4 separate regions of the Homo sapiens genome follow, and all the other regions are linked to region 3. The links are chromatin loops, found by intact Hi-C in ENCODE. Cell type or tissue: endothelial cell of umbilical vein. All regions are shown on one strand. Each heading gives the region's core, and the rest is flanking DNA. Links, peaks and the distances in the headings are about the cores only. Region 1 has its middle 59 kb from the start of ZNF365. Region 2 has its middle 130 kb from the start of LINC02621. Region 3 overlaps ARID5B (AT-rich interaction domain 5B). Region 4 overlaps CABCOCO1 (ciliary associated calcium binding coiled-coil 1).

The links. Hi-C counts contacts between places; a loop is a spot of excess contacts. Peaks named below come from ENCODE experiments on the same cell type or tissue, not always from the same donor. Only the 100,000 strongest peaks of a DNase experiment are listed, where the experiment ranks them.
Region 1: it touches region 3 in a loop (5-fold over the local background); 13 of 110 quality-filtered maps call a loop at or near these places.
Region 2: a loop joins it to region 3, with 4 times the contacts of the local background. A loop is called at or near these places in 5 of 110 quality-filtered maps.
Region 4: a loop joins it to region 3, with 4 times the contacts of the local background. A loop is called at or near these places in 21 of 110 quality-filtered maps.

Annotation. Positions count from the first base shown.
Region 1 is chr10:62,430,559-62,436,220 of GRCh38, reverse strand. It overlaps a transcript of ZNF365 not described here. Among named protein-coding and RNA genes, the nearest start is that of ZNF365, 59 kb to the right of the region's middle. In endothelial cell of umbilical vein, for the core only: no CTCF peak of the experiment used is centred there; a DNase peak (open chromatin) is centred at 2,880; H3K27ac peaks cover 1,390 bases.
Region 2 is chr10:62,126,919-62,134,082 of GRCh38, reverse strand. No RefSeq gene overlaps it. Among named protein-coding and RNA genes, the nearest start is that of LINC02621, 130 kb to the left of the region's middle. RefSeq lists a silencer at 138-207. In endothelial cell of umbilical vein, for the core only: no CTCF peak of the experiment used is centred there; a DNase peak (open chromatin) is centred at 2,972; H3K27ac peaks cover 2,215 bases.
Region 3 is chr10:62,033,876-62,041,575 of GRCh38, reverse strand. All of the region lies in intron 4 of ARID5B (AT-rich interaction domain 5B), which reads right to left. Among named protein-coding and RNA genes, the nearest start is that of ARID5B, 140 kb to the right of the region's middle. RefSeq lists an enhancer at 338-397. In endothelial cell of umbilical vein, for the core only: a CTCF peak has its summit at 2,747 (motif pointing left); a DNase peak (open chromatin) is centred at 2,715.
Region 4 is chr10:61,747,774-61,753,280 of GRCh38, reverse strand. The region is part of intron 5 of CABCOCO1 (ciliary associated calcium binding coiled-coil 1); the gene reads right to left. Among named protein-coding and RNA genes, the nearest start is that of CABCOCO1, 88 kb to the right of the region's middle. In endothelial cell of umbilical vein, for the core only: a CTCF peak has its summit at 2,184 (motif pointing left); DNase peaks (open chromatin) are centred at 950, 2,160 and 3,860; H3K27ac peaks cover 725 bases.

The DNA of each region.
Region 1 (5,662 bases), core at 19-5,018, 390 kb before region 3:
TTGCTTGCCTGGTGGGATTGCCAGTTACACGCTAATTATAGTATCTTTTATAATACATTAGATGGTGGTGGCTCCTTTATATATATATAAGTGAAACTCACAAAGACGTTCAGACCAGTGCATCAGTAAGGCTGAATAAGAAAGAAAAGTAACAGTCTTAAAGTATTACGGTATTACAAAAAAAACCAAATACCCATGAAGTAAAAATTTTGAAGAGTCTCAGGTGTGAAATCCTACATTCCAAGCATTAAGTTAAAAGGACAAAATACCACAGAACTGTCAGAATGGGTAGCCTTCTTTTGCACCAATGCTGAAATATCATTTTTTATACAACTAGTCTTTTGCTAGATATTTCAGATAATGACATCAAATTTGAGTAGGCTGTTTATCCACTTTGCCTATGGGGAAGAGACTGGTTTTTAAAAGAAATGAGTTTGTTTTCTTGTTATGGAAGAATTTAGGCATTGCCAGAAGTCTGGATGGAAATGTAGCTGTAAATATCCATGGTAAAAATAATATGCATGGTAGCTAAAAGAATGGATGAGAATTGGGATTGATTTTTCATTTCTGATGATCAAGCCATTATAGATCTCCCTTGATTGGGAACAAGCCATTTTTCCATAGTCTTTGTCAGATGATATTAAAAGTCTATGGTATCTTGCTATTATTGGCCGAGTGTTATCCTTTAATCTCCTGAAAATGGGCTACTAACATTCTGCAGCATTTAGGGTGGAGAGCCTTGCACTATTCCAGATCTCTAACCTTTTTCATCACTTAAACCAGAGCTAGTGTTGAATACAAAAGGACTCAGATAAATATATCTCAGGCATGTGTGAGGCAAAAAATGAAACCTTCTTCTTGGGAGTATTATTCAGAAGGTTAAGTTTATCAGAAAAAAATTTACCTCCAAACGCTAGACCTGGGTGCTGGTCTTGCCATTTCCTTCGTCAGTCCTTTATCCTCCCTGGACCTCAATTATTTCACCCACCAATGCAGAGACACATGCTCATCTGTGAGTGAAGAAGATCATGTCTAAATAGTCCTTCCCAAATCTCAGCAAGTCCTATAAACTAAGATCTTTCTTAGTCTGTCATTAGCCAGTCATTCTTTAAGTTGGTTTCTCTATTTAGTTTCCAAAATACCCCTTTCCACCCTCTGAAATGGTCTTATTTATTTGTCAGATTTTATTGTCTATCTCTGCTTCTGGAATTCAAGCTCCATGCATTCAGGAACCCATCTTGTTCATTGCTGTATCCAGAGGGTCTGAAACAGTGTCTGATGCATGGGAGGATTCAAGAAGTAATGTTGAAGACATGAATAAATAAGTTTCCTCAATAAATAATACTGAATACTAAAAGAAGAAATGTATGATTGATGAGTTTTCACTCTTCTGAATGAGGTTATTCTAATGTCCCTTGTTAGCAGATGACTTTGTGAGAAGAGATTAAAACAGCTTAAGGAGGCTGCCCAGAGCTTGCACTCTGCAATGACAACACTAATTTTGTTCTGATTTCCAGTATACTTCCTTGCTTAGGGGAGAAATGTCCTATTTCACTGTCCTTCTGAGGCAGGCTTTCCTACTTCAAGTGGAGCCGGTTCCGTGCAGTCTTCCAAGTAGGTAAAGTCATTGACTGCTTTCAGTGCTTTCCCTGCTAGTCTCAGTCCCACCGACATCTAATTATATTAATATGCCAGAGAGAAAATGCAAGAAGGCTCTTCATTCTAGGATGAATGAATTGTTCAGGCCCTTCCTAAGAGGAAGTATCAATTTAGAGCAGGGACAACACACAGTCCTTGAGCACCTGAGGTTAAGTATACCCACAAACGTTTGTAAGCATTGTGATAAAGTTGCACATTAGCCCCACCAAAACCTCTCCACCCATCAGTTGATTTGTTTTTCATTTGATTGTTGTTTCTCCAATTTACAGGGAGAAAAAAAAAATAAGGTTTGCTGTGTTGAAGCACCACTGAGCAATCTTAGACCCGAAGCATATCTTACTGATTATCTAATTCAATGTTTCCCAAACTTGTCTGAACAAAAAAATCACCCAAGGTGCTGGTTAAAATATCAATTCTCAGGCCTCACCCTGCTGATTCGGATTCCGACAGGTTTGGGTGAGGCCAAGTGCATTCAGATTTTTTTAACACGTGCCCCAGGTGATCCTTATGTTCAAGCAGGTTTAGGAAACACTAACACACACATTTTCATTTACTAGCAGAAGAAACTAAGTCTGAGAAAGCCCTGAAAGTACATCTGGGTCACACAGCTCACTAAGAATCTTCAGTTCCTGGACCTGGATTCTTTCCCTTGTACCAGCCTGCCTCCACTAAATCTCCATCCCACTAAAAAACTATAAAAATACACACAAGGAAACTAAGCACCCCCAAAACGCCTTAACTTCCTCTGTATTTCCAAATGAAAATGTTAGCTGACTTATTTCAATATTTCCTTGTTGTGAAAACATTTTTTTTAACTCCAATCATAATGTGTGTTTGGCCTGGATTGGGGTCCAGGATTTAAAGGCAAGCTCTACCGATGCCATCTCAGGATGCTCTCAACCTGACTTGGAGCTCTGTGGAGTTGACCTTCTGCTTCTTAAATCCAAATCTGGATCGTCATCAAGTATCACTTGGTTTATCTGGTGAGTAAAGAATCCAGCGAGGTAGGTGTTCAGAGCCACTTTTTCATCATCAGGAACTAAAAGCAATTACTAATCTGTTTTCACTAATGCAGTCCATCTGTGCATGAGCAATTTGTGTGGTTTTCCTAAGAAGGACATCATATTCTCTGTTTTTTTAAATGCTTAATACTTGCAATCAGAGGGACAGAAATATCCAGCCAGCCCCAATTCTTATAAAACAGAGCTGAAAGCAGGTGATTCAGCTGACTTTAGATGACTCAGCCCGCCTCGATGGCCAAAGTTGGTGAGTCATTTGTCTACTGTCTGAGAGAATTCATTTCAGGAACCCAAATTTCAGGGGCCTCCAAAACTCATTAAACTGTTTAGTAACTCATTACTTCTATTGGAGTTATTGTAGCCTTTCCTTTACCTCAGTTTTTATTCCTGTTCAAACAAATCCAAATCAAACTTCATATCAAGCAGTAGGTTCTACAAGGAACAGTCCATGATCTAGGATGAATTTGAAGTTCCTTTTGGTTTGATTTCCCTGATAATCTGAGTTTTTAGGGAAAACCCAAAGTGTGGAGTGGTTTTGCTGTGGACAAATCCTTAAGTTTGTTAAATCTCATGATAAATGAAAAGTGAGAGGAGTTAATGCCTAATTTGGGTTTACTGGGAAAGATCTCCATGTACATTTTAGGGCTTTCAAGAGAATATTCTGGGGACTGAAACTTTTTCATATTATTTGAGATAAAGAAGTGGTCTTCTTCCTGATTTTCATCAATCTTACTGATATATTTGGAAATCTTTTAGGGCCTGATACTTATCCTAATTGGCTCTTGCAAAATTGCCCGTCTTCTGTCATTATAATAATGGTAATAGTTGCTATCATTTGTTGTGCATTTACATTTTACCCAACATCAGGCTAAACTGAAAATATGGAGGTATTAATATACTCACAATGGTCTTAAAAGGCAGTGGTCTTTTAAAAGATTTCAAGGTATTAATTGTTTAAGTAAGGGGCTTAGAAAAAGAACCCAGGAAATGTCAATGGTCAATCCATCTGTGCTAGGTTTGTAAATACTAAGGTACCCATTTCAGTGAAATTCTTCCTGGAAATCAGACTCCAAGACAGAAAAACAGAAGTCCCTCAAACTATAGGAGCAGCCCTGACCTGCTGTCATTCCTAAGGTTGCTTCCTGCTATGGAAGATTGAATTCAGGGTTGAATTAACAAAGTATTGGCTCAAATTACTTCTGAAGCACATGAGTAAAATGTCTGGGACCAAATGATGGAGACAATATGGGAAACAAGAAACTGCTCTCCTAAAAACTGCTCTCCTAAAATATCTTATTTGCCCCTCAGCTCCCAGCAATGCTAATCCGGACAAAGGCTGGACCCCTCACCTCCAGAGCCCATGTTCACAGGGCCACGGCTTGCAGGTTTAACCTGCATCCACTCATGAACAATACTGCTGGAAGTCTCAAGTGGCAGACAAATCACAGTAAACCAGACTAAAAAATAGCTTAAACATCTTCCAACACTTTATTTTTACAGATGTGAAAGCTGGGATCCCAAAAAGTGATTTGCCCATGCTCACAGTATGTTTTTGTGACCAACTGTAAGTTACCTCAGGTCTCTCATTCTTCTTTCAATACCAAACCCTGCCTTTGTCAGTTTTGGATCTCAATATCACTATTGGAGTTTCTATTTGCATTGGGTACTTTAAAAAAAAAAAGGCAAACAAACAAACAAACAAAAACCCAAATGCTATTTAAACCTCTCTACTTAAAATGGCAGACTGGAGAACTTATCAGATGGCTGTTTTTAGGAAAATCTTTCTTAAAATAATACCCATTCTTATCCTATTCTTATATCCAGAAGCTCATCCTCTGTCTTGCTTTGTCTTTGTCAACAAAAGATTATTTTGTTGTGCAAACCCTTTTGCCTAGAGGCTCATCATAAACATTCACTCCCAGAAATATACTGAGATCTGCATCGTGGCATTGGTTGGAACCATCAAAAATAGGGTAGACCCATCAGTAGGAGACTGGTCAAAAAAGATGCATTAGACTATGCATTAGACTATTAACAGCATTAGACTATTAACAGCATAGACTATGTTGCTGTTAAAAAAATAAGAGGAAAGATCTCTACTTATTGATATAAGCAAATGTTCAGGATATGATATGAAGCGAAACAAGAACAGGATGCATGTATGTAGGATGATTCTGTGTGAGTTTGTTAAGTGTTTATATTTATATACACATAACTTTGTTTCTGCATAGACAATTCTGGAAGGACCCTCAAGAGAAGTACTGTTTTTACTATTAGCATTATTATTTGATAAGAATTTCTTAAGTAGGAAGAAAGAGCAGGGGGGAGAAAGCCACTGTGTTTCTTTACTTCTAGGGCTGTTGGCCAAAATTAATAGATTTGACCTATTTGTAAAAAGAAGTTAGTCCTCCCAGGCAGGGCTGCTGGAACTACAACCAGGGAAATGTGATAGAGACAGATGGTGAAGCATTTGACTTTTACCAACTGCTTTGGTTTTCCCCTTTGGCTAAACACATTAAGAGCCATTTGAAAGGGAAACACTATAATTATACCATGCATGACAGATATAAACAGCCACAAAATGATAGTATTAGATTCTTAATCCTTATTACAACCTCCTTGAAGATCGGTGTGATGGCCACTCATTCAGGAATACACCTAAAGACACACCTTATTTGTCATATTACATCTTGTTTGTCAGGTACCTTATGTTTGGTGTTCAGCAGAAAGAAAAATAACGAAAGAAATTCCACCCAGCAAGCTATCCAGGTTAGCTAAGCATTTGCATAGGCTGGAAACATAGCCAATGTCTCTTTCGTCTCTTTCTCCTTCCTGTTTTGGCAGCTTGCATTTTGATGATGGCTGAGGAATGATTGTTTACAAAAGTTGTCACCAAAATACCATTTCCTGTTTTCTCCAGGGTTGGAGTTTTATGGCAGATTAAGTTTAAAACCTCACAAGGGTCCATTCCATTCTATTTTTAT
Region 2 (7,164 bases), core at 1-5,000, 93 kb before region 3:
AAGTTCTGTACCCAAAACTTAAAGTATAATAATAATAAAAAAAACTGATAAGAAAGAAACCACAATGTTAATGGCAGTTGTATTTGGTTGGTGGGATTAGAGATTATAGCAGTTTCAAAATGTAGTTGCAAATTCTGTCACACTCTTCACAGCTACAGAAAGCATCTGTGCCCCTTCTTTTTGTATGTGGTTAGTCTTGAGACTGCTTTGACCAAAGAGTGTTGTGGAAATGACTCTATGTGAGTGCTAATGCTGGTTAATAAAAGCACTTGCACCATCTGCCTTGGTCTCTGGAACCACTCACTCTTGGAGTCCTCAACTACCCTAACACTACCTACCATGCTGTGAGAAAGCCCAAACTACATTGACAGGGTCTCCAGTAAACAGCCCCAACACAGCCCAGCCTTTCAGTCATCTGGGCCCAGGTGCCAAGCATGTGAGTGAAGAGGCTTCCACCTGAAGATGGTTCCAACTCCCAGATGTTCAGTCTTTCTACCTGAAGTTCCAGATATCTTGGAGCAGAAACAAGACATTCCCGTATCACCCTGCCTGAATTCCAAAGAATCTATGAGCATAACAAAATGGTTGTTTTATGCCACTAATTTTGGGATGGTTTGTTATTCATCAGTGGAAAACTGGAACAGATGTGATGTTTATTCTTTTTATAAGTAAGGAAAAAGTAAACAAAATTTTTAAAAAGCAGGACACATTTTGGGAGGCCAAGGTGGGCGGATCATAAAGTCAGGAGTTTGAGACCAGCCTGGCCAATATGGTGAAACCCCATCTCTACTAAAAATACAAAAATTAGCTAGGCGTGGTGGCGGGCACCTGTAGTCCCAGCTACTCAGGAGGCTGAGGCAGAATTGCTTGAACCTGGAAGGTGGAGGTTGCAGTGAGCCAAGATCATGCCACTGCACTCTAGCCTGGGCTGTCTCAAAAAAAAAAAAAAAAAAGGCACACAGTGTCAGCTGCTTCCCTCAGTAGAACTTTCATTAGATGGGAAGAAAGAAGAAATAGATTGTCTCACCCCTAATGGTCTTTCATATAAGATGTGTCTAATACCTCCTACCTGCCATCATATAAGAGACACCTAAATGTACAGGTTCCAAGGTAGAAAGTGTGTACAGGTTCCAAGGTAGAAAGTGCTTGAAGTAGTGGGGGCATGATTTCCTGCTCTGTCTTTGTAGGGCTAGCCAAGGATATGATGCATTTTCCAGTTGGAAGACAGCTTTAAAAAGCCTGGAGTTGACTTCACAATACACTGAGTATGTAGCACACTGCCCCAAAAAGTCATAACTCCCTCCAAAACACAACCACAGTTAATCAGAATGTTTGAAAAAGTCAGTTCTACTTAATAAAAACTTATTAATCCAGGGTTAAACAAAAACCCTCTTTGCAGAAATCTTTCTAATATATATGAGTTTAATTGTTAGGATAATGGTAGCTGCTATAACAAACCCAACAATGTATAGTGACTTGAACCCAATAGAAGTGTCAGGCATTCTTACTCATGTAACTGTACTGACAGGGTGACCATTGTGGTGGGCCATCCTTCCTCCATTAAGTCATTTGAAGGCTGTATTACTCTGTTCTCACATTGCTATAAAGAACTACCTGAGACTGGGTAATTTATAAGAAAACAGGTTTAATCGACTCACAATTAGGCAGGCTGTACAGTAAGCATGGCTGAAGAGACCTTAGGAAACTTACAGTCATGATGGAAAATGAAGGGGAAGCAGGCACATCTTACATGGCCAGAGAAGGAGGAAGGGAGAAAAGGCAGAGGTGCTACACACTTTTAAACAACCGGATCTCACGAGAACTCACTCGCTATCACAAGAACAGCCAGGGGAAAATCTATCACCATGATCCAATCATCTCCCACCAGCCTCCTCCTCCAACACTGGGGATTACGATTCGACATGAGATTTGGGAGGTGATATAAATCCAAACCATAGCAGAGGCCTATGCTGACAAAGGCTATGCCATCTTCAGCACGTGTGGCTTCTAAAATCACTCCGGCAATTTTCTCCATTTCTGCCAATCGCAAGGGGAGGGAAGAGCACCTAAAAGGGCTTATGAGAGGTTTGACTGACCAAGGGAGGGAACAGAACACATTCCTTTCCATTGGCTAGGACTCGGTCACATGGCTTTCCCTCATTATTAGTGAGGCTTGGAGAATTCATCTATTTGTGAGCCCAGGAAGAAGAGAAAACAAATTGTGGTAAACATTTAGCAGTCTCTATGACAATAGTCTGTATGTTGACTGCAAAGGTGGATGAACAAAACCAAGCCTCCTTTAAAGCAATACAATCTGGCAGAGTCCCTGGGTTATCATTCTGAACATAGATGCTTATTGTTCAAGAGTTAAGAAAATTAGCATGACTGCATTCCAGTTCTATAAATTTAATCTTTATTCAGCATATTGTCATCCACATGTCTTAAAAAATAAAATAAAAAACAAAAAACCTAGTAACTACGTTTTATATAGCAAGGAACACTCATATATATCACTTCATTGTATCCTTACAACAATCCTGTGCAGTATATGTTTTACTCCCTTTCTTCTATGTTTTGTATATAAAGAAATGAGCCCCAGGGAGTTGAATGGCTTGCCCCAACTAGTGAAGCTAAAACTCCAATCCAGGTCTTTTTATTTCCAAATCCATAATCTACAACCATCTGTAGAGAGTTATAATTAAGAGATATGAATGGTCAGGGCCTTTCCATTTCAGTGCAAGTCTGCCCAGCTCCAACTACCAGCATCTGCCTCTCTTTGCTTGAGGACTTCCTCTTGCTGCTAGAGGAGCTAAGCCTCAATTAATAAGACAAGCGTTGTAGTATAAATATCTCAATTTCTTGACCTAGGGGTGAGCGTGACTAAAGTACATTTTTACACTGACTCCCAGAGTTCCCCAATAGAGTCTAGCTCCAGTTACCCTCAGTGGTGACTTGCTCGATAATGCACATTTTATTGGCTGCCTTCCCTTCCCTGACTCACTTTCCTGCTCCCTTGTTGGTATTTCCTTCACCTCCCAATAGACTTTTTTTGCACTTAAATGCTTGTCTTAGGGTCTATTTCTGGGGGAACTCTAAGACAATTGAGTTCCTTGGAAACAATGTTTCTTGCACTTCCTAGCACTCATTACCATTGCTAGTTTAGTCATTAGGTGTGATCTTAATATTGGAAAACCTTTTTCCTTGTCCACAAAGACATAAATTTTAAAAGATATTAGACCTTTGCCTTTTTGGTTTTCTTTGACATTGAATAGAAATTATTTTTACAATTGGTCTTTTTAAGTTCAAATATCATTCATATGCTACAAAACTCACCATTTTAAATCGTACAATTCAGTGGTCTTTAGTATTTTCACAGAGTTAATGTAACCATCACCATTGTCTTAGTCCATATTCTGCTGCTGTAACATATTACTACAGACTAAGTAATTTATAAAGAATAGAAGTTTATTTGCCTCACAGTTCTGGGGCCTAGTAAGTTCAAAGGGCCATATCTGGAGAGGGCCTTCTTGCTGCATCATACCATGGCAGAAGGCATGACATGGTGAGAGAGGGTGAGACTGTGTAAGACAGGGTGGAAATCAGGCTGAACTCATCCTTTTTAGCAGGAACTCATTCTTGGAATAATTAGCCCACTCTCATGATCTATTAGTGAGGCCAGAGCCCTCATGACCTAATTACATCTTAAAGGTCCCACATCTAAATACTGTTACATTGGAGATTAAATTTCTAACGAACTTTGGAGCAGCACATTCAAACCATAGCAACCACTACATAACTCCAGAATCTTTTCATTACACCAAAAGAAAACCCACACCTTCTACTAGTTACTTTCCATTTTCTCCTACCACTAGCCTCTGGCAATCAGTTAAGTAGTTTTTTCTGTGTGGATTTGCCTATTCTGCACATTTCATATAAATGAAATCATTTGACAGACGGACTTTTGAGCCAGGTTTCTTTTAATTAGCATATTGTTTTTAAGGTTCTTAAATGTTGTAGCATGTACCCTCTTTATGGCTGAACAATATTCCATTGTATAGATATACATTATATTTACGTATTCATCAGTTAATGCAAATTTTGAGCTATTTCCACCTTTTGGCTATTATAAATAATGCTGCTATGAACATTATAAATAATGCTGCTATGAACATTTGTGTACAAGTTTTTGTTTGAACACCTGTTTTTAATGCTCTTGGATATATATCTAAGAGTGGAATTGCTGGGTTATATGGTAACTCTATGATTAAACTTTAGAGGAATTGGCAGACTGTTTTCCAAAGTGGCTGAACCATTAGACATTCCCACCAGCAATGTAAGAGGATTCTAATTTTTTCACACCTATGTCAACACTTGTTACTTTTTTTTTTTTTTTAGTTATAGCCATCCTGGGGAGGTTGAAGAGGTATCTCATTGTGGTTTTGATTTACATTTACTTAATGACTAATGGTGGTAAGCATTTTTCAAATAATTATTATATATTTGTACATCTTCTTTGAAGAAATGTCTGCTAAAATTCTTTGCCCTTTTAAAAATTGGGTTATTTTTCTGTTTTGTTGAATTGTCAGAGCTTTTTATATATTCTGGATCCTAGACCCTTATCAAATATTTTGGTTTGCCAATGTTTTTCCCCATTCTTGGAGTTGTTGTTTTACTTTATTGGTAGAATCTTATGTTTTCTTCTAAGAGTTTTATAGTTTTAGTTCTACATTTAAGTCTTTGATCTATTTTGTGTTAATTTTTGTATATGGTGTGAGGTAGGGCTTCAACTTTATTCTTTTGCATGTGTATATTCAGTTGTCCTAGCATCATTTGTTGAAAAGACTGTTGTTTTCCCCACTGAATAGTTTTGGTATCCTTGTCAAAAATCAGTTGAGCCTGGCGTGGTGGCTCGTACCTGTAATCCCAGCACTTTGGGAGGCTGAGACCTCAGGTGGGTCACTTGAGGTCAGGAGTTCAAGACTAGACTGATCAATATGGTGAAACTCCATCTCTACTAAAAATGCAAAAATTAGCCAGGCATGGTGGCAAGCGCCTGTAATCCCAGCTACTTGGGAGGCTGAAGCAAGAGAATTGCTTGAACTCAGGGGGTGGAGGTTGCAGTGAGCCAAGATCACACCACTGCACTCCAGCCTGAGCAACAGAGTGAGATTCTGTCTCAAGAAAAAAAAAATCAATTGACTGTAAATGTATGAGTTTATTTCTGGACTCTCAATTCTATTTCATCGATCTATTTGTCTATCCTTATGCCAGTACCATACTCTCTTGACACTGTAGCTTTGTAGTAAGTTTTGAAATTAGGAAGTGTGAGTCCTCCAACTTGGCTCTTTTTTTTTAAGATTGTTTTAGCTAGTCTGAGTCCCTTGCATTTTCGTCACAGCTGCAGTTCCTTAATGTCTCCTGAAGAACTCTCTAGCATGTACTGTTCTAGCTGAGAAAACCTGAGTCCATGTATTTTCTAAGAGTAGCTCTTGTAATTAGGTAGGAATTGTGTGGCTCCAAATATCTGCTTCACTGGCAGAAACTTAATTATTATACCTTTATTTCTTTAACTCAGAGACTTTTGAAGGACCACAGGAGCCAATCAGGCCAAGGCACAAAGGGAATTCAGGCAATAATCCTGCTGAAGGGTTCAGAGGCAGTCTTGTTAGGGTCACAGATTTCAGAGCTCTACCACTGCTTTCTGTGTGCCTTTGGGTTATATACTTATTTAAAGATCAGTGTCTTCATTTTAAAAAAAGAGATAATAATATCTACCTCACAGAATTATTAAGATGATAAATAGGATCATATATTTTAAGTGCTCAACAGAGTAGTAGACGGAAGACCTTGAATTATCTTTTTAAAACTGACTCTCTTGTTCCAAGCCAGATAAGCTCAAGGGTCAGGAAGTGGGACCTGTGTGTGTACCAGGAGCCCTCCTGAGCCAATGTCTAGACAGGCTTGTGTACCCTGAGAGGCTCCTGCAGTAGGGACTAGAGCCAGGGAAACTGGGCAGAAACAGAGGCAGAGGTGAGCAAAGGAAAAGGAAGAGAGCTTCCTTCTAGAAGTTTCAGAGTTAGGAAAGACGCAGGAAGGGAGAAAGCTGATGTGGCCTTACAAACCAGATTGGAAGAAAAAGAATTCAGTAGCACTAGAGAAGGAAGATCCATAAAGAGCCTTCTGCCTTGTGAGTTCTTCTAACCCAAGAAAAATGTTAGCAATGAAGGCTTACACCAACACACATCAGACACTTTGGGGTTTTGCTTGTCTTCCTCAAGTACTATATTATATAATCTTACATAAACTGTAGGAGGAAAATCAGGTTAATGTTGATTTTGGTTTACATCTTCATTTATTCACTGGAACTTGCCTGGGACCTGACACTTACTTAAAGATCTGGCTCATGGCTAAGCCTGGCTTTGGATTCTTGTGAGACCACACATCACCACTTACTTACTGACACAGCAGTCAGCACTCAGCTCTCCTTCTCCAGTAGGCCACATCTCCTGATACGAAATCTAGGTTTGAATGTGATGCCAGCTGCCTGGAAGCCTTGAGAGGTGTCCTAATGATAGAAAACTGCATTTTGGCTCATGCTAACACCCATTTACTTTTATTACAGTTACAGAGATCTATCAAGGAGTCTGAATCTGCATCTGGTCTCAATAGGAAGAATTAGTATTGATTAGCTTTGGGAATGGTAGTATACAGTTATAAGTATAGGGCATGATTGGCCATTCTGGGACCCTGCAAGAAAAATGCTTATTAAATTAATAATTAGGCTGGGTTCAGTGGCTCATGCCTCTAATCTCAGCACTTTGGGAGGCCAAGGTGGGTGGATCACTTGAGGCCAGGAGTTCAAGACCAGCCTGGGCAACATGGCAAAATGCTGTCTCTACAGAAAATACAAAAATTAACGAGACATAGTGGCATGCGCCTGTGGTCCCAGCTACTTGGGAGTTGCAGCGGGGGATGATCCTTTGAGCCCAGGAGGTCAAGGCTGCAGTGAGCCAAGATGGTGCCACTACACTGTAGCCTGGGTGACAAAGGACACCCTGTCTCAAAAAAATAAAAATAAAAATAAATTGATAATTAACATGCTGTTTATTCCATTAAAAATACAAAGAACACAAAGTTTAAAAGACGTACGTACCCTCAGGTTCC
Region 3 (7,700 bases), core at 213-5,212:
TAAGAAACAGTTATCAAGTGATAGGCTCCCAATTCTTTTAAAAAGATCCAAAAAGGAATTTGTACAGAAAGGGGGCTTTTCACTCACTTTGTGCTTTTATACCTTTCAGAAAGAATAATGTGAATAGTAGGATAGTCTTTTACTTAAAAGTAAAAAGATGACTATTTTTGGTTGTCTGAGATTCGGAGACATTTTTCTTTGTTCAGGCAAATCCCTCTCACCCTTCCTCCCTATGAGGGCACCAGCACCATCCCCAACTAAGTACCTCAGTGGTCTCTGAGCTTCATTTGTTTGTGCAGGTACCGGAGCCAAGATACTGGAAAATGACTTTAAAAACTCTTCTGTGGTACCAAGAACCTCATGCAAACTCACAGATTGTATAGAAGAGCGTGTGTCTTGGAGCAGGGTGGGGTGAGGGTACAGAATGAGAAGAGCTTTGGGGCCTGGAGTGGGCGTGGAGAGGCAGCAACAAGGTTGATAATACCTGGTGACATGTTAACTAAGGGCAGATTATAAGCCGTGGGGCAAGCTAGAGTGATCACTCAATTGGAGGGAGGGTTTGTTACACTATAGAGAAACAGCACACAGATACCATCAGAAACCCTAATGTAAAGCTAACAATGAACCCAGAAGAGGTTACAGCTTCTTTACATTTTTCACTGTAAGATAAAACATTTCTATGACTATTTAGAATTGCTGTGTCTGATACAGTCACCGCTAGCCACGTGTCCCTTGAGTATCTGAAATACTATATGTCAAGTCCAAATTGAGATGTGCCGCAGTGTAAAATACACACTGGATCTCCAAGACTTAATACAAAATAAAAGTAAAATATCTCATTAATAACATTTTATATTGATTGCATATTGAAATGATAATATTTTGAATATACTGGGTTAAATAAAATATATTATTAAAATTAACTCCACATGTTTCTTTTTACCTTTTAAAATGTGGTTACTAGAATATTTTAAATTACATGTGGCTCACATTATCTTTCTCTTGGGCGATGCTGGTTTAGTCAATAATTCAATGTTATGATTATAGATATGTTCTTGGAAATATGTGTTAAGGAGCAGACAGAACAAGATTAACATCTGAAGCTAGAATAATCAGCAAAAGTCACGATTCAATGTTTCAATACATTTAAGATTTTATTCACTGTTATGGAGGGTAGTCATGTAAAAACGTTATATATAGTTATATATACACATTACACACATATATATATATATAATGTTATAATAGTATCTAAAAATTTTTCTTAAGCTGAGGTCTCCCTTCTGTAAAATTCAAATCTGGTAATCATTGACTCAAGGCTACTAAATGGCCCTGATGAAGATGTTATTTCATTAACTTTCTTAACTAAGATGTCAAAGTAAATGTTAAGCTTTGACAACAGACTGGAGAAGAGACAGAAAGAGAGAGAGAGTGAGAATGGAGAGAGAGAGGGGAAGGAACTAGCTAATTATTTATTTCATGACTTGTTCTCTCCTGCTGTCAATATGGGTCGGGTATAATGTAAGCCATTTTCATCATCCAGTACAAACTGAATAGGAGAAAATGGAGCTGGAGTGATTTTAGTTGCTTGGAAGTAGACACTTCTTAATCTCCAACTATTGAGTAAGTTAATGGTCTGACTTTTTGGACATTTCATCTGAGAATAAATAGAGAGGTCAGTTACAGTCAGGCCTAAATGCAGGGGCATAGCCTCATTGGCTTTGCCAACCTGCTTCAGGTCCCATTTATGACAAAATATGAGATTATTCATTGAAGACTGGCATTCCAATAAGCCCAGAAAAGTTGAACAGAACAAAAAGGTTTGAACTCTGGGGGCAGGGAGGAGAAACATTCTTTCCGCAATCATTCTTAGCACCAAAAAACCATCAGGCATCACTGAGAAGGCGGCTGCCCGGTGCTCAGTTTGCCCTGTGTCCCATCCTCCCAAACAACTTGTTATAGTAGCCAAAATCAAAGCTGATTCCCTCCACCTCCTCACTTTTTGATTCCTGTGGCAGCAGCAACACAGAAACCTAACTAGACATTAACAGCCCTCCAAACACTACATGCCAATCAAAAGGCTGCACACACATGGTAAAATGGGTTCCTATGGTAAAAATAAAAGAGCAACAATGGTGGCTATAGAAAGAAGCTTAGGAAATATTTTCTTTTCTTAGAAGGCAGTAGTTGCTGTAGCATTTAAGGCAGTAACATGCAGAAAGGCTTAGACCAAAATTTCTGCAACATCAATGAAACATGCAATCAATATCATACATTCTACTGTATCATACTTATATTGTACTAATTTTGATGAAATGATTGGGCGGTTTCAACCTATGTACCACGAAGCAATCTGCACACCTCTGGTATGTTTCTGATATCTAACTATAGAAGTATTTGTCTTTGTCCTCCAAACTCTTTTATAGCACATGGTATGCATATTTCAGCATCCAACATTATTAACTCATGAGCAACTGTCAGTTGATGGTTATCTAACACATGGGGTCTGCACAAAAGGGATCCTTATTTGGGCAAAAGCTCTTGTCTGCACCAGTCTGTCTATATTTTCCCTCAGAATAACTTTATTTGGATCATTATTCGCTGTTAGTGGAAACTCGGAGGCTGCATGTATGGCAATCGGAAGGTGGAGAAATAAATCCTTAACAAGTTCAAACACTTAGCTGATATTAAAACCATTTCTAGCTTTGTTAGCTGAAAGCAAACGCTCCATTGCCCTCTCGTGGTGAGTCGATGGGATGCGGTGGGACGACCAAAAAAACCCGCAGAAACTAACAAAAGAGTTTACTCCAATACAGGTGACAACATTCATCTTGGATAGAAACAGCCACAAATGACAACCTTATGTTGTTTTATATGTTTTAGAATTTACATTTTCAGCCCTCTTATGTGGAGATTGGACAAGGTGGGGTAGGTGGGGTTTGTAATATGGAAATTAGAACTTTGTCTTTCTGCAATACAATGACTTCACTATATTTACAACCATAGCTGCTATATATGTGGCAAATTGATTTTTATGAGATTTAGAAACTTAAAAAAATCATGCTCACATTTTAAAAGCTCCTTTAAACCAAAAATAGACTGATGTTCCAACTGGTTTGGAATTATAGGAACCAAGGAAAGAAGTCTGAATAATTCCCTAATATGGAAGAAAAACTGGCTTTTTTTCTTTTCTTTTTTTTTTTTTAAATAAGGAACAGTTTGTTTCTGACAATAGGCAACATGTGGGACTTATAGAACCAAGTATAGGTACAGAATTTATCTTTCTATATTGTCTAAAAATAAAATTTTAAAAAATTCTGAACTCCAAATTTAATAGTCAGTTACCCAATTGGGTATTTATCTTTTAAAAACACCATTTAAAATTTCTGCTGTATGCCTTTCAACAATTTCCTGCCTAACAGGCCCATCCCCAGAAAGCAAACAAACCTGGTATTAAAACAGACTGAAGAGCTTAAGAGAAAGCTGGGGGAGAAGTCAGGGCAAAGTACATGAGAACATAAACTACTTTTTTAAATCTTACTACCAGTAAATGTACCATTTTTCTCTTTTATGTGTCTTCTCTTCAGATAAAAGCCACTCCTCCAACCAGCATTACAGAAATGCTCTGTATTTTTATAATATGATTTTAGGGGCAGATTAATCTCAAATTGGCTTTTCCACTCAAATGTGGAAGTTCAGTTTTGCAACAACAGTTGTTTGATTTTGTCTTTGAATTAGCAAAGTTCTTAAAGTAATTTTACTATAAAATTAAACAGCTGGGAGTTCTTTAGCAAAACATGACAACTCTTGTTCTTCTTTGTACTATTGTGCAAGCTGAAATACCCTTTCTTTCATGTCTTTATATTCCAAAATGAATTCCCTAGTTACCCTTGTTTAGCTTTAAGAAAAATAATAAAGAAGGGGGGCGGTTTTTGCTGACCTCTGAAATTCACAGGCTTTTAAGCACAGGGCGTTTACACAAGGTGCGTTCTCAAAGGGCTTTTGTTTAATTCCTATTATGGAATGAAAAATGATATTTTGCCCCAATACAATGCCAATCTTTGTGTACGGCAAAGCTGTTGACAAGTATTTCTGTGGAGCAAGGCATCTTATGCCGATTTCGCAGATGGGAAAACTGAAACATCTCTAAATGGTGAGGAAATATGGGACTAAGATGTTCATAGAGGCTGGAATTAAATTTAGAATTTGACTCTTAGCCCAGGACTCTAACCATGTGAGGGCCCTAACTCTCTGGAATCAACAGAAGGGCAATTTTAAAACATTCTTTTGACGTTATTAACCACAGCCTCGGGGCTCAGGGAAATGAGTGGGGGAGGGCCTGGAAACATAATACAGAGCTGCTAGGTGACAGCCTCTTGCAACATTGCTAATACTTTGGATTACTTGATCCATATTGCCGTATATTCTACTAATATTCTGGGGCTTAATGATTTCCTTTGTATCTTAAAAAATTAGAGTCTAGATTCAAGGGCTAGTGTAGACTGCTTCTTAAAATATGGAGCCGGAGAGTCATGACAAGACAAATTGTGGAAAGCGGTTCTTGGCTTTTCACATGAATCTGGAACCAAAGATCACTGCTAAGAGTTGGTGAAACCATAGATGTTATGCCAGTAGGATTCGTCATTGGAGTCATTTATAAAATGATGGAATTCCATAGCTTTAGGAAAACCTCGGGCACCAGCTAGTCATTCTCCACATCAGAAAAGACAGGACCAGAGAGCCTGCCACTCGCCCAGAGTCACCCAGTGAGTAGCAGAGCTGCGACAGACTCTGGTTTCTGTTGCATGAGATCAGCAGCAGAGCCTTGGCAGCAGATGGTTTTTCAATGGGCCCTGAATACCTCCATTTGGGTCTCTGCAGGGTGAGCCCTGTCATCCCAAGACCATGTTACTGAAACACACTTTCCAAGGAACTGTAATTAATAAAGTCAAATGGGAGCTGACAAGGACATTCCCACTGTGTTCATATGCCAAAACATACAAGCAAGAAAGCTCACTTGGAGTGCATGAAGCGCAGGTCCTTCTGGCAGGACTTCTGTGCACCATACTCCCAGCTGTTTGCTCAGACCCAAATGTGAGGTACTAGCAGCAAAACACTTGCAAAGCCATCAGGAAAGTGCTCTGGCATTGGGCGTCAACAACCGCCACCTGCTTGCTAGGCTGGGCTGAAAAAACAAAGGAGCCCTCCTGGGGGTGAGGAAGGGCTTTGGGAACTCAGGACCTCTGGGATCAAGAAGAAATGGACCACAGGCCACTGTGCTAGGGAGCATCGTCCTCACCTTCTAGCAGTAACTCATGCCTCAGAGGTCCCAAGCACATTACACAGCTTTATACCTGTGTGCCTTTGTTCCTGGGCTTCCTCTGACATCGATACCTTTTCTTTTTTAGCTTTTCTCCCTCCTGCCCTAACTCCTCGCTTAAAAGCTTCCTTGGCCAGGTGCAGTGGCTCGCGCCCGTAATCCCAGCACTTTGGGAGGCTGAGGTGGGTGGATCACCTCAGGTCAGGAGTTCAAGACCAGCCTGGCCAACACAGTGAAACCGCGTCTCTACTAAAAACACAAAAATTACATGGGCATGGTGGCGGGCGCCTGTAATCCCACCTACTTGGGAGGCTGAGGCAGGAGAATTGCTTGACCGTGGGAGGCAGAACATGAAGTGAGCCGAGATCGTGCCACTGCACTCCAGCCTGGGTGACAAGATCGAGACTCTGTCTCCACCCCCAGCCAAAACAAAACAAAACAAAACAAAAAGCTTCCTTACTCTCCCTCATCTCCAGCTGGGTGAGAAAACCCTTGTCAATACCTGTACAAAGTATGCTTTGGGTTGGTCGTGGTGGCTCACACTGAGACCAGCCTGGCCAACATGGTGAAACCCCGTCCCTACTAAAAAATACAAAAATTAGCTGGGCATGGTGGCAGACGCCTGTGATCGCAGCTACTCGGGAGGCTGGGACAGGAGAATCACTTAAACCCATGAGGTGGAGGTTGCAGTGAGCTAAGACTGTGCCACTGCACTCCAGCCTGGGCAATGAGTGAGACTCCGTCTTAAAATAATTAATAACAAATTTGAAAAAATGCAAAAAACAAGCATGCTTTGATCCTGGCACCTGGCACCCTGTACTGAAATCATCTGGTTAGTGTACCTTACCACAGTCTAAAGAGATTATGTTGGTCTTGATCACTGTAGCATCATTATAGTAGGTGTTCAATAAACGTTTACTAAACAAATGCCTCCCTCTGTGTCATGTTTTGAAATCAGTGTCTGGTACTACTTAGTAGAGTCTGGTAAATGTTTGTTAAACTGCACTGACTGCTCATCCCACTGGAGAACATAAATGCCGCTAAAGAGGGCCAGGTGGCTAGGCTATCCTTGATGGTTCACCTTCCTATCTCCAGCACCTTCCCTAGGTCACCATCACCATTAATAAGGGGAAGACATATACACCCACATTGTAATGCCCACTGTGTAACTCTGAGACCCAGCTATTGTCAAACACCTAAATACCTAACAGAAACCCACCTTGTCTGTGGACACACAGATCTCACCTGTTTTGCCAAGACTCTCAAGCCCACCGGGCTACTGGCTCTCCTAGAGAGCCCCTACAACAAGAAAAAGTCAGCAACACCTAGGAGAAAAAATTTCCCTGGGGAAGATGGCAGACTGCCTGGTGAGGATTCCTTTTTTAAGGAACCCCATCTCTGCAGAGCTGCCTAAAAAAATGTGCCTACCGATGAAAGTCTGAGCAAATCTGTAATGTAGAGATTACATTTAAATTCCAATAAAGATTTTTAACAAAGATCAATAAAATAGGAGATTGATCTGCAGTTCAAAGTTCCCAGTAATGGGATAGCCTAGAAATTTCATAAATAATGCTTTTATCTTGATTGCAAAATAATCCCCTGCCACAAAAACAAGGCAAATCAAGGTAGGAAATTGTTCAGCGGGAATTAAAATGTCACACTTTACACAGAATAAAGCGTTGCAATCACCAGGGAAACACACATGGCAAATGTGTTAACACAAAATTACATATATCACTTAATTATATAAGCGCATAGCTCCTGAGTAACCCATTAGCTAAACATGTCAGCTGCGGTTAAATATATACATGCAATATTTTTAGCACAGAGGGGATGTAACTATGTCAGGCCTGGCACCATAAAGCCTGAGATGGCAAGTGCTATTAAACTGAGATGCAATCATGTTGAAAAGGAAACATTAACAAACAGCAGACAATTGAGAAGAAAATACAGTGAGCTTGTGTTCTACTACATGTGCTTCCAAAACCTTATATAACTATTCATTGTCTATTTCATCTGGCTTGCATCCCAGGTTTGTTCTATGCTATACTAATTTTATAATAATAAACTGCTATACCAGTTTTATGAAATCATGCACACAGAGAGGTTGCAGATGACATTACGTCTGATTATCTTCACCAGAAAAGGACGACATCCCGAAATTAAACATAGCCTCATGCAAAACCATCCGCTCCATTTAAAATGGCCCCTTGAGTTTCCTTCTGAAAAAAGATATGTCATCTTTCCTTCCATCATCACAGCACTGGTGAAGTTGGCAAAATTGCTGTTGGAGACCCAAGTTTCATAAGAAAGTAGAGAGGGCACGGGCTTTGAGAGCAGGCAACTCTGTATTCACTTTATACATAAGGCAACTATATGA
Region 4 (5,507 bases), core at 1-5,000, 290 kb after region 3:
ATAAAATATTTCAAACAATTCTAATCATAGATTTTTGGTTAGTTTCTTCTAGAGCGTTCTATTTAAAATTGAGGTGTTTAATATTTAAAAATTTTATTTTATGGACATTGCATTTTCATTACATATTATGACAGCTTATATGAAGATGAAGCTATTTCATGACTCTCATATTAGAGAATACTCTTTTTGAATAAGTACCGATAATTTGCAGAAATCATATGAGATAATAAATTATAATGGTTAGAACAGAAAGAAACTACAATGGAAGAACTCTAGGTCCTTGGTTCGAGTCTTTCTTTTTTCATGCACTTCCTGTTGACAGTTGAAACTACCTGAATAGGAGGAGGCTGAAACTATTTAGATAAAGCTATCATGTAATTTACTTAACTTCAAAGCATACTGATTGAACTGCACTTCAGTCCCGAAGTCCACAACTGAAAGTGGGGGCTAAGCTTCTTAAAACCATATTCGTTTAGAAATAAAAAGCTTTGGTGCTAAATTAGAATACTTGTAAAGTGCTATGAAATCTTTAGAGAAGTCAACCTAATATTATTATTTCTGACCTCTTAGAGCCAAGATGTCTATTTTAAGTAATCTGACATTAAAAATGTGCTGACAAATATAGATTTAAAAAACAACACAGGAAGTTGTAAATCAGTTGGTAACCCTTAGCATCAAGGAAATAAGAGACCACGAAAATGCAGTCATTTACTTTAGTCAACCTCAGCCTTAATTTTTAACTAAAGAAATTTGCAGAAAGCATGATGTTTACGTTTAGATATTTTATTCATAGTTTGTGTGTTTCCCTTTTCTCCAGTAGGCTCATAAATTATTACCAGGAAACATGTTGTTACAGTTATAAATATTTCCCTCTCTGCTTAGCTCTCCCTAGCCCCTACCCTTTTTTTTTTTTCCTTTTTTATAAAAAAGTCTCACTTAGTGATTCTTTAACCGTATTAGGCACTTTTCTCTGGTCAGCAGGCAGGATTTTCTTGCTTTGGAGGAAACTACTGCCAATTAGTCATATGTGCTTGGCATTCTAGAAACAGGACACTTTCAGTGAGCACCCAAGCCCTTCCTCCTAGGCAAGGCAGCCTTTTATTCCATATATGGCAGATGTCATTATTTCAATGACCTAAAGAAGCATGTCTTCCCTTATACAGAATGGGTCTAGGTACTCTAAGTTTCCCTGGCTTTTCTTGAAATCTGAAATCTTAGAAATTAACTACAAAACTGATTTTGTGGACAACGGTGTACATAGCAATACATGTTCTCAAAAGAGACCTTTCACCTACAGTCTGCGAATCATACTAGTTTAGTTAAAAATAAACAAACTGAAATAGCAGCAGCTCTGAAAAATCTAGGTGGTATCTTGATTCCAGATTTGAATGTTCTAAAAATGTAGATTTTTTTCCCCTTAAATGTGTAGTCAGAGTTCTGGATTGGCTCTGCTGCTCAGTTGAGAGTAGGTCTGAGATGTGGTTTCTTTGTTTGTAAAATTAGGGAGTTGGACTAGGTCGTCTCTAGTCCAGCTACAGATGTTGTATCTTATGTTACTAAATTTCAAGTGGCTTTTTCTCTATTTATACAAAACTCAAAGTTGCTTGCCTGTGTAGATCCCCAGATTCAGTATTTTTCAGTCACGATGTAGAAGAATATTTGGAGTACACATTTAGTGCTTACTGGAATCATTGACAGGCTGAAGCTTGTCCATTTATTTTTCCTTAATTACCTTCCCCAAACCTGCTCCTCCTCCAATTCCTTTATCGTTTGGTGGCATCACCAGCTTCTCAGTTACTGGACTCAAAGCCTTGCAGCTGTCTTCAGTTATTCCCTCTCCCTTGTCCCTAACATTAAGTCAGCCATAAAACTCATTGGGGGCACCTGCTGATGCCTGTCCCACCTGTGCCCTTCTATTTTTTGAAGGATTCAACTCCATGTTCTTGCCTTCACAGATCTCGAGCTCCAGCTGTACTAGACCACTCACTCTTTCCCTGCTTGCCCAGTGCTTGCAGCAGAGTGGGTGCTCCATAATTGTTATATGAAAAAAAAAAAAAAAAAAAAAAAGAGCAAGGCAAAGCAAAGCAGAGCGAAGCAAAGCAAGGGGTGGAGGAAGCTGTGGTCTCAGCCCTGTATTGCCTGTGCTGCTCCCTCTGCTGGGGGAGCTTTTCCCTGCATCCTGCCAGGCCATCTCATCCACCTGGACTTTCCACCCAGCTCAATCAACTCTGTGAAGTTTCTCGTCATCGCCCTTGTGCTCGCAGAGTATCTTGCTTATTCAACTTCATAGTATTTGTCACATTGGCCTTGAGTGACAGCCAGGTAGAGTGATTTCTCGCCATTGTGTGGAAACAACTCGAGGACGTGGGGCACGTCATATTCATCTTAAGGACCCCTAGCTCAGGCCTTTATACACGGGGGGCATTCATTGGATGTTGAGTATTTCATCAGAGTATCTATCCATTCATCTAAAAATCTTCAGGGCTGCCTAGTTTGTTAGACCAGCTACAAGTCAGTTTAAATATTTTTCTTGAAAAACGGTAACACTTGGAGAAGCAAACCTAGTCATTGTATTGTTGCATCAGTGCAACTATCTGTATTTCATATCAATGGAGCCCTAGAGTATTTGTTTGATTAGCAGAATGCCAAACAACCAGACAGATTCTCACTGATTTGACTTCATTGATAGTTACTATTAGTTTTTGGAGACACAGTCTTGCTCTGTTGCCCAGGCTGGAGTCCAGTGGCACGATCTCGGCTCACTGCAAACTCCGCCTCCCAGGTTCAAGCAATTCTCCTGCCTCAGCCTCCCAAGTAGCTGGGATTACAGGTACCCGCCACCACGCTAGGCTAATTTTTGTATTTTTAGTAGAGACAGTGCTTCACCATGTTGGCCAGGCTGGTCTTGAACTCCTGACCTCAGGTGATCCACCTGCCTCGGCCTCCAAAGTGCTGGGATGACAGGCATGAGCCACTGCACCCCTGGCCCAGTAGTTATTTTTAACTGACTTATCATTAAACTGTTTTTTAGACACAGTGTAGTTTAAAGCCATAAAGAGTTCCTCAGAGATACCATACCCCTCACCTAGCTCCTAATGAAAGTAACATCATGAAGCAAATTTCTAGGAGGGCTGATAAGTTGCCTGACTCTAGGGGCCATGATTCACATTGCTTTCCGTGAGCCTCCTCTGGTCCCCCACTCACAATACAATGTGAAAGGTACCCACTGGAGTTGTTCAATGGGGAGGCCCTAAGGTCAGTGCTGGCCACCATTTGGGAATATAAACTGTGATGATGAAAAAAAAAAAAAGCAGCTCTCATTTATTGAGAACTTACTCTGTGTTTGGCATTGGGCTAGTTAGAAAGCACGTTATAAATAGTAGGTCCTTCAAATCATACTGCATTGGGAGGAAAGGTTTTATTGACTTCATGTTTTGAGAAAGAGCCAAAAGCTTAAAGAGGTTAAATAACTCAGCCAATGCCCCACAACTAGAAAATGGAGAATTCTATCAGAAATAGAACCCGGATCTATCTGACTCTGAAACCCACGCACCTAACTTTAGGGGGAAGGGGAACCCTAGTAGTTCATTATGGATTCCAAAAAATGTTTATCTCTAGTTTATATGTGAGGAAATACAGGTTCAGAAAAGTAAAATGACATGTGTATACTAGAGTTGTGAAAGCAGGCATTCTCTGATAAATTCAGAAAGAGAATTTGTTCACTGGCTCTACATAGTGTTGGCACTAACTACAGTGCATTGTTCCAAAATAAGTCAATGAAAGTCAAGAATGAAAGGTTGAATAGTTTTTAAAGATGGCAAGATATAAAAAGCATTGCGTGCATAAAGAAATCTGAGAACACGCTTATTTCATTTGTGTAAACAGGAAAGCGTAGGGGCATCAGTTTGCTTTTGGCCACTGTTTTCATTGGAATCACAGTTTTCTCTAGGAACAGGCATGCAGAAAAACAACCAATAACCTAGACAGTTAAAAAATACATAGAGGAATGAGGATGGTCGTGTGACCAAAGCTCCTGTGATTATTCTTCCACTGTGCACTGTAATGTGCTTTAAATCCATTTCCATATTTTTAATTAACACTTACTTGCAAAAAACTTTCTGGAGGCCATTTAAATCACAAATGGGGAAAAAATAAATTTACTTTTATCAGAAAATTGACTATAGACTATTTTGGTGGCTTTTATTATTTTTACATATTAATGATTAAAATTAAATATAGCCCGATTGTTCACCACAGAAGGCAGTGAAATAATTTTCATGGCTGATATAATTTTAAAGTCAAACCTGGGTGAATAAGATATTAGTTCTGTTGTGGATGAGTCTCATTGTCCATCCCGAGGCTCTGATTCCTGATCAGACCCATCCATTTCATAAAAGGAATTATACAGCTGTACCAAGTTACTCTTCTAACAGAGGCCCAGGGGTGCATTGGCTTTTTCTCAACAGTGGTCCCACAGGGCCTAGAGTGCTGCTTCTGCCCTGTGGATTTTAGGCACCTATTTTCGTGGTTTGAATAATTTATTTTTTTGAGTGGGAAACAGAGAATGCGATCTTACTGCACAAATACTATTTTAAAACTCTAACACCAAAAAAGCTGTATCATCTGCTAGGTCAAAACACTGTCATTGTCACTAGTCAAAGGCATAACTGCAGCTCTCTGAGGATTCACATTCATTCACAGTTCTGCAGCAAGGGTCACAGTTTCCTTGTCTAGAAAACGGCCATAACAGTGGTCACCCACTGCGTGTTTTCTTCAGAGGACTAAATCAGTATGTGGAAGGTACTCACACAGTGCCTGGCATGTAGAAAAAGCTTAAAAGTGTGAGGCTTTTTGTTTTTTAAATTTCCATGTGACATATTTATGTCTACAACAATGCTAAACAAAACTCTCTGAGGGTAAGGACTTGGTCTGTTTTGTTCCCAACTTCACTGCCTGGCAGGTAGCTAAGAAATAGTGGGAAAATAATAAATATTTACTAAAGAATTAAATGTAGGAAATAATTGTAGTTTTATATGGTCAGTAAGTCACTATCTATTGCTATTTTCCCCTGTTATATAGTCTCTTAATTAATAGTGCCAAATTTTAGGGTTTTTTTTTTCCCCCGTATCTCCCTGCTCTTCACCTCCCCAATACAACCTATACATCAGGCTGCTCCTCATCTGGGTGTCCAGTCCTGCTCCTTGGCTTTTCCATATTCATCCTATGCTAATGGTCTTCCAAAAAGTGTCCATGCTAGGTGAAGTTATGTAGAATGAATTGATTGTGGTGATAAAACTGGAATATTAGGATGAGTATAGCCTATTATCTGATGAGAGAGTTATTCTGGCCAGGAAAACTTTTGAAGGGTCGTTCTGGTTTTCACACTTGCATGAAGACAGCCTTGATGTGAGGGTTTGCTAAGGAAGCTGGTGAATCTGGCCCAGTATGTTAATTTACTTGATTCAGGGAACTTCCCAGTATTTATAAATTAACTCTGTACATTAGGC